Linked DNA regions of Homo sapiens: region 2 is linked to region 1. Evidence: chromatin loops called from intact Hi-C (ENCODE). Cell type or tissue: heart left ventricle. All regions are shown on one strand. Links, peaks and the distances in the headings refer to the core of each region. The heading gives the core; the rest is flanking DNA.

Evidence for each region. Hi-C counts contacts between places; a loop is a spot of excess contacts. Peaks named below come from ENCODE experiments on the same cell type or tissue, not always from the same donor. Only the 100,000 strongest peaks of a DNase experiment are listed, where the experiment ranks them.
Region 2: a loop joins it to region 1, with 3 times the contacts of the local background. A loop is called at or near these places in 21 of 110 quality-filtered maps.

The regions. Positions count from the first base shown.
Region 1 is chr17:43,323,506-43,326,419 of GRCh38, forward strand. No RefSeq gene overlaps it. Among named protein-coding and RNA genes, the nearest start is that of LINC00910, 64 kb to the right of the region's middle. RefSeq lists enhancers at 1-151, 895-1,084. In heart left ventricle, for the core only: no CTCF peak of the experiment used is centred there; no DNase peak of the experiment used is centred there.
Region 2 is chr17:43,223,588-43,226,501 of GRCh38, forward strand. CCDC200 (coiled-coil domain containing 200) reads right to left here. Exons shown (of 4, transcript NM_001363254.2): 2 at 647-962; 3 at 1-27. Among named protein-coding and RNA genes, the nearest start is that of CCDC200, 3.6 kb to the right of the region's middle. In heart left ventricle, for the core only: no CTCF peak of the experiment used is centred there; no DNase peak of the experiment used is centred there.

The DNA of each region.
Region 1 (2,914 bases), core at 95-2,594:
ACTGCTGTCTTCTAAGAACTTAAAAGGAGGAGCCAGGTGTACAGGCTGAACATGAAAGTGAACAAGGAGCGTGACCACTGAAGCACAGCATCACAGGGAGACAGACGTTGGAGCCTCCGGATGACTGCGGGCCGGCCTGGCTAATGTCAGACCTCCCACAAGAGGTGGTGGAGCGGAGCGTTCTCTGTCTCCCCTGGAGAGAGGGAGATTCCCTTTCCGGGTCTGCTAAGTAACGGGTGCCTTCCCAGGCACTGGGGCCACCGCTAGACCAAGGCCTGCTAAGTAACCAGGGCCTTCCCAGGCACTGGCATTACCGCTAGACCAAAGTGTTCTAAATAACAGGTGCCTTCCGAGGAAGAGGCACTACCACAAGACCATGGAGCCCTCAAGCAGCCGTTATCCGGGCATGACAGAGGGCTCATACTCTTGTCTTCTGGTTACCTCTCACATTGTCCCCTCTACTTCTTACTCTGTATGGCCTGTTTTTTCCTCGGTTATAATAACAAAGATTAATACTAAAAACTAATAATTGATAATATCCATATGTAATCATCTCTGTATCCTATGTCTGATATAACTTTCTTTTATCCTATTTTCTTTATTATATTGGAACAGCTTCTGCGTTCAGTGTCTTGCCTTGGCATCTGGATGGCTTTCTGTAGGGTGCAGCCCTACAGGGCCTGTGGGTTTTTCTGTATGTGTGCGGAGACAATAGATCATGGAAATAAAAACACCGGACAAAGAGATAGTAGAAAACACAGCTGGGCCCACGGGAACACTACCACGAAAACTCGGAGACCGGTAGTGGCCCTGAAGGCCTAGCTACGCTGTTATTTATTGTATACAAGGCAAGGGGGCATGGTAAGGAGTGCGAGTCATGGCCAATGATAGGTAAGGGCACGCGAGTCATGCATCCACTGTACAGGGGGCCCTTCCCTGTTTGGTAGCCGAGGCAGAGACAGAGAGGGGAGAGCTTACGTCATTATTTCTTCTTTGCATTTCTTGGGAAGATCAAAGACTCTAATACTTTCACTAATTGTGCTGCTGCTATCCAGAAGGCGGGGCCATGTGCACAGAGCGGAAAATGAAAGTGGACCAGGACCACTGAAGCACAGCATCACAGGGAGACGTTTAGGTCTCCGGATGCCTGCAGGCATGGTTGCAGGCGGGTCTGACTAATGTCAGGCCTTCCACAAGAGGTGGTGGAGCAGAGTCTTCTCTTACTCCGCAGGGAAAGGCAGAGTCCCTTTCCTGGTCTGCTAAGTAACGGGTGCCTTCCCAGACACTGGCGTTACCGCTTCACCAAGGAGCCCTCCTAGTGGCCCTGCCCGGGCATGACAGAGGGCTCACACTCTTGTCTTCTGGTCACTTCTCACCATGTTCCTTCAGCTCCTATCTCTGTATGGCCTAGATTTTCCTAGGTTATAATTGTAGAACAGAGATTATTATATTGGAATAAAGAGTAATGCTACAAACTGATTAATAATATTCACATATAATCACATATAATCCTATCTATATTCTATTTCTAGTATGACTATTCTTATTCTAAATATTTTCTTTATTATACTGGAACAGCTCGTGCTCTCCGTCTCTTGCCTTGGGACGTCGGTGGCTTACCACCCACATCTCCCCACTTTTTATTGACTAGGATCATCATTGCCATCATTGCTTGTCGTTGACTTGGGACTTGTCCTCGGCCTCCTTGGAGACATCTGCAGACTAAAAGTAGACAACATAAACATACCAGTATTAATAATGCCAATGACAACGATGATCCTCCGAGGGGTTTGATCCATTTAAAGGGATTAAGATCAGATAATCCTTTAGTTATTCCTTCAAAACTGCCCAAGGCAGGAGCAGTAGTTAAATGAGCCTGTGAGGCCTCAAAAACGTGTTCTTTAGGTTTTGAAATATCTAAGGTTAAGTTATCATCCCAGGCTTTTAAATGTCTTGAGACTTCTTCCCCACTATGTTGATCTTTATTATAAACATAAGGTTTTATGCAATAATCAGAAGTATTCCAATCGCACTGTAATTGCATATGGTGTTCCAGATTCATAACTCTATCTCCCAGTCAGATTACACTCTGGTGGAGATAATTAATTTGATTAGCCAATTTTTGATCAACTTGAGCATGAGAATTTCAGAGTTTGGTGGAGTTTTTTTTGCCATGCTTCCACATATTGAGCGGTTTGAACAGAGTTGTGGATAGCAACTCCAACGGTTGTCGCTGTTGCAGTAATGGCAATTAGTCCTGCAATGACTGCAATAAGAGTAAAAATGAATCTCTTGGTTCTTTTGAGGATACCCTTAAGAAGTTCACTGACTATGTGTATAGAGGGGGAAGACTTCCATGGATGATGTAAAGAAATTATATCCATACCCCCTTCCTAGCCCTTATCAAAAGAATACTTGTTCTGGGATTAAAAGTAGCATCGATACACGTGAACAGCTTACAATCATTACATTCTATAGTTTGTGTATTGGGAGTAATAATTATAATTCCAACTAGCAGCATGTAAGGGGATTTGACACAGCTCCTGATATGTATCACCTGTCCTGACATCAAGGTGATCTTGAATATGAGTGTCTTGGTATTAGTAGGAGAGATTTGATAGGTAGCGTTCCATATCCTTATTCCTGTCATGGCTGCAGCTAATTTCCCTAATTCAGGATGTTCAGGGGTAACAATTTGATGAATCATTTTTGGTCTAGGAGGAACGATTCCTGTGTTCCTCCATTTGAATGGATAAGGGGCACCCATTCCCTCAACCTGTAGAATTGCCATCAGTCCTTTACATAATCTAACAAATAATTAAACTCCAAGCATTTGGCATTTTAGCCAGAGCAATTTCTCCAATAATACCCTCTTGGGGCCCAGTCAATAACAGCACCCATAGCTAGATTTTGG
Region 2 (2,914 bases), core at 101-2,600, 100 kb before region 1:
GGCTAGATTGGCATGGGTTCATGAGACCTGATGATGAAACAAAGTACAGGTTACTCATCCAGCAGTTTTCCAAGGATGGAATACTGCAAGCCTGGAGTGCTTGTGTCTGGTGACCCAGGGGGTGATGGGGGTGCAGTGAGGACAGGCTCCTACCTGGGACAGGGCACAGACTGAGCCCTTCCTGAAGATTCTCAACTAGGAAGCTGTGCTGTGGTTCCCTGTTCCAGACCTCACGGGGCTCAGTATATCTGTTAATAAGCCTACAACTCATGTCCCACCCTCTGATCACCCCCACCTCCTCTGTCACGCTTACTCTGGAAGAAGGGCCGACAGCTTCTCAACCACTCTCTGCAGAAGTTGGAAGGCTCCTTTGCAGCCGTAGGTTGGCATTAACCCACCCAGGGGGAGTTGACCAGCAAGGCATTAAAGGCCGAGGGTACTTGGGAGAGTCAGAGAGGGTAGGGTGGTAGATATGGATTCTACACTACAGGGCCGGGATGGAAGCAAAGGGCTCCTCTCCTTACCACCTCCCACTCCCAGGCTCCAGTCCAGAGTCTGTAAGGATTTTCTGCCCACCCTGGAATCTGTTGTTGATACAGAGATTGCCCTCCAGCTTAGTAGATCCCCGCTGAAGTAGGCTGGTGACCTGGCCTTTGGGAATCCTGGAGATTGCATTTGGAGGTGTGCTGAGTACAACGGGCTTGAGCACTTGGTTGTGTTGGCTGAGGTGGTGGCTGTGGTTGTGGTGGCTGTGGCCCTGGCCACACCTGTGCCTGTGGCAATGTTGATGGCTGTGGTGGTGGCTGTGATGGTGGCTGCACTGATGGCTGCTGCTGTGATGGCTGTGGTTGCTCCTGTGATGTCCACAATTTCGCCACTGGTGGTTGCGGCACATTTAACTTCTTATGTGGCTGGAGTTTTTCCTCCGATTGTTGTTCTTCCTCCTGGTGATTCTTCAGTTCCTGGCAAGAAGCCCCCGGGCAAGTGGCATCATCCTCTCCCCACCCAATCACCCATCTGCCAGAGAAACTTCAGGGAACAAGGCAAGTGAGTAGAGAAGTATAGGTGGCAGTGGTCTCTGTTCCCTAGAGCTGGAGGCTGAAATTGGGCCTACGCTGTCTGCCTCACCCACTGTGACACCCAAGAACGATTTCTGGGTGGCACAGCCCCAGCCCAGGAAATAGCACTCTCTCTGAGCACCTGCTTCCTCACTTGAGAGCTCAGCACTGAAAGCAGTTTTTAGTGCTGGAGGATAAAGAGTAATTCCCTGCAAATGTCTTGTGTTTTGTTTTTTAGAGATAGGTTCCCACTCTGTCACCCAGGCTGGAGTGCAGTAGCACTTTTATGACTCACTGTAATCTGGAACTACTGGGCTCAAGTGATTCTCCTGCCTCAGCTTCGCAAGTAGCTAGGACTACAGGTGCACACCACCATGCCCGGTTAATTTTTTTTTTTTAATAGAGACAGGGACTCATTATGTTGCCCAGGCTGGAGTGCAGTAAGTGGTGCAATCTTGGCTCACTGCTGCCCCAACCTCCCAGGCTCAAGCGATCCTTCCACCTCAGCCTCCTGAGCAGCTTGGACTAAATGCATGTGCCACCATGCCTTGCTAATTTTTAAATTTTCTGTAGAGACAGGGTCCCCCTATGTTGCCTAGGTTGGTTTGGAACTCCTAGCCTCAAGCGATCCTCCCACCTCAGCCTCCCAAAGTGATTTTTTTAATAGCCCAAGGGTGCTTCTAAACCTTACAAGTGCTTTGAAATAGCAGTGTCAAATAAAAATATAATTCATGCTGGGCCGGACGCGGTGGCTCACGCCTGTCATCCCAGCACTTTGGGAAGCCGAGGCGGGCGGATCACGAGGTCAGGAGTTCGAGACCAGCCTGACCAACATGGTGAAACCCCGTCTCTACTAAAAATACAAAAATTAGTTGGGCTTGGTGGCAGGCACCTGTAATCCCAGCTACTCAGGAGGCTGAGGCAGGAGAATTGCTTAAACCCAGGAGGCGGAGGTTGCAGTGAGCCAGGATCATGCCACTGCACTCCAGCCTGGGCGACAGAATGAGACTCCGTCTAAAAAAAAAAAAAAAAAAGTATATATATATATTGCATGCTACATGTGTAATTTTAAATTCTCTTTCTTTTTTTCTTTTTTTTTTTTGTTTGAGACAGAGTCTCGTTCTGTCCCCCAGGCTGGAGTGCAATGGCCTGATCTTGGCTCATTGCAACCTCTGCTTCCTGAGTTCAAGCGATTCTCCTGCCTCAGCCTCCTGAGTAGCTGGGATTATAGGCATGTGCCACCACGCCAAGCTAATTTTTGTATTTTTAGTAGAGGCGGGGTTTCACCATGTTGGCCAGGATGGTCTCGAACTCCTGACCTTGTGATCCACCCGCCTCGGCCTCCCAAAGTGCTGGGATGACAGGCGTGAGCCACTGCATCCAGCCACTAAATTTTCTAATAGCCACATAGAAGAAGAAATAGGGCCAGGCACAGTGGCACATGCCTGTAATCCACGCTTTGTGGCACTGAGACAGGAGGATTGTTTGAAGCTAGGAGTTTGAGGCCAGCCTGGGCAACATAGTGAGACCTGGTCTTTACAAAAAATTAGCTAGGCATGGTGGTGCATGCCTGTAGTCCCAGCTACTCAGGAGGCTGAGGCTGGAGGATGGCTTGAGCCCAGGAGATCAAGGCTGCAGTGAGCTATGAATGGGCCGTCACACTCCAGGTTTGGTGACAGAGGAAGACCTTGTCTCAAAAAAAGAAGAAGAAGAAAAAACAAGTGAAACTAATTTTAATTACTTGTATTTATTTATTTTTTTGTGTGCAACAGGGTCTCACTTTGTCTCGCAGGCTGGAATATAGTGGCGTGATCACAAGGCTTACCGTAGCCCTTGACCTCCCAGGCTCAAGTGAT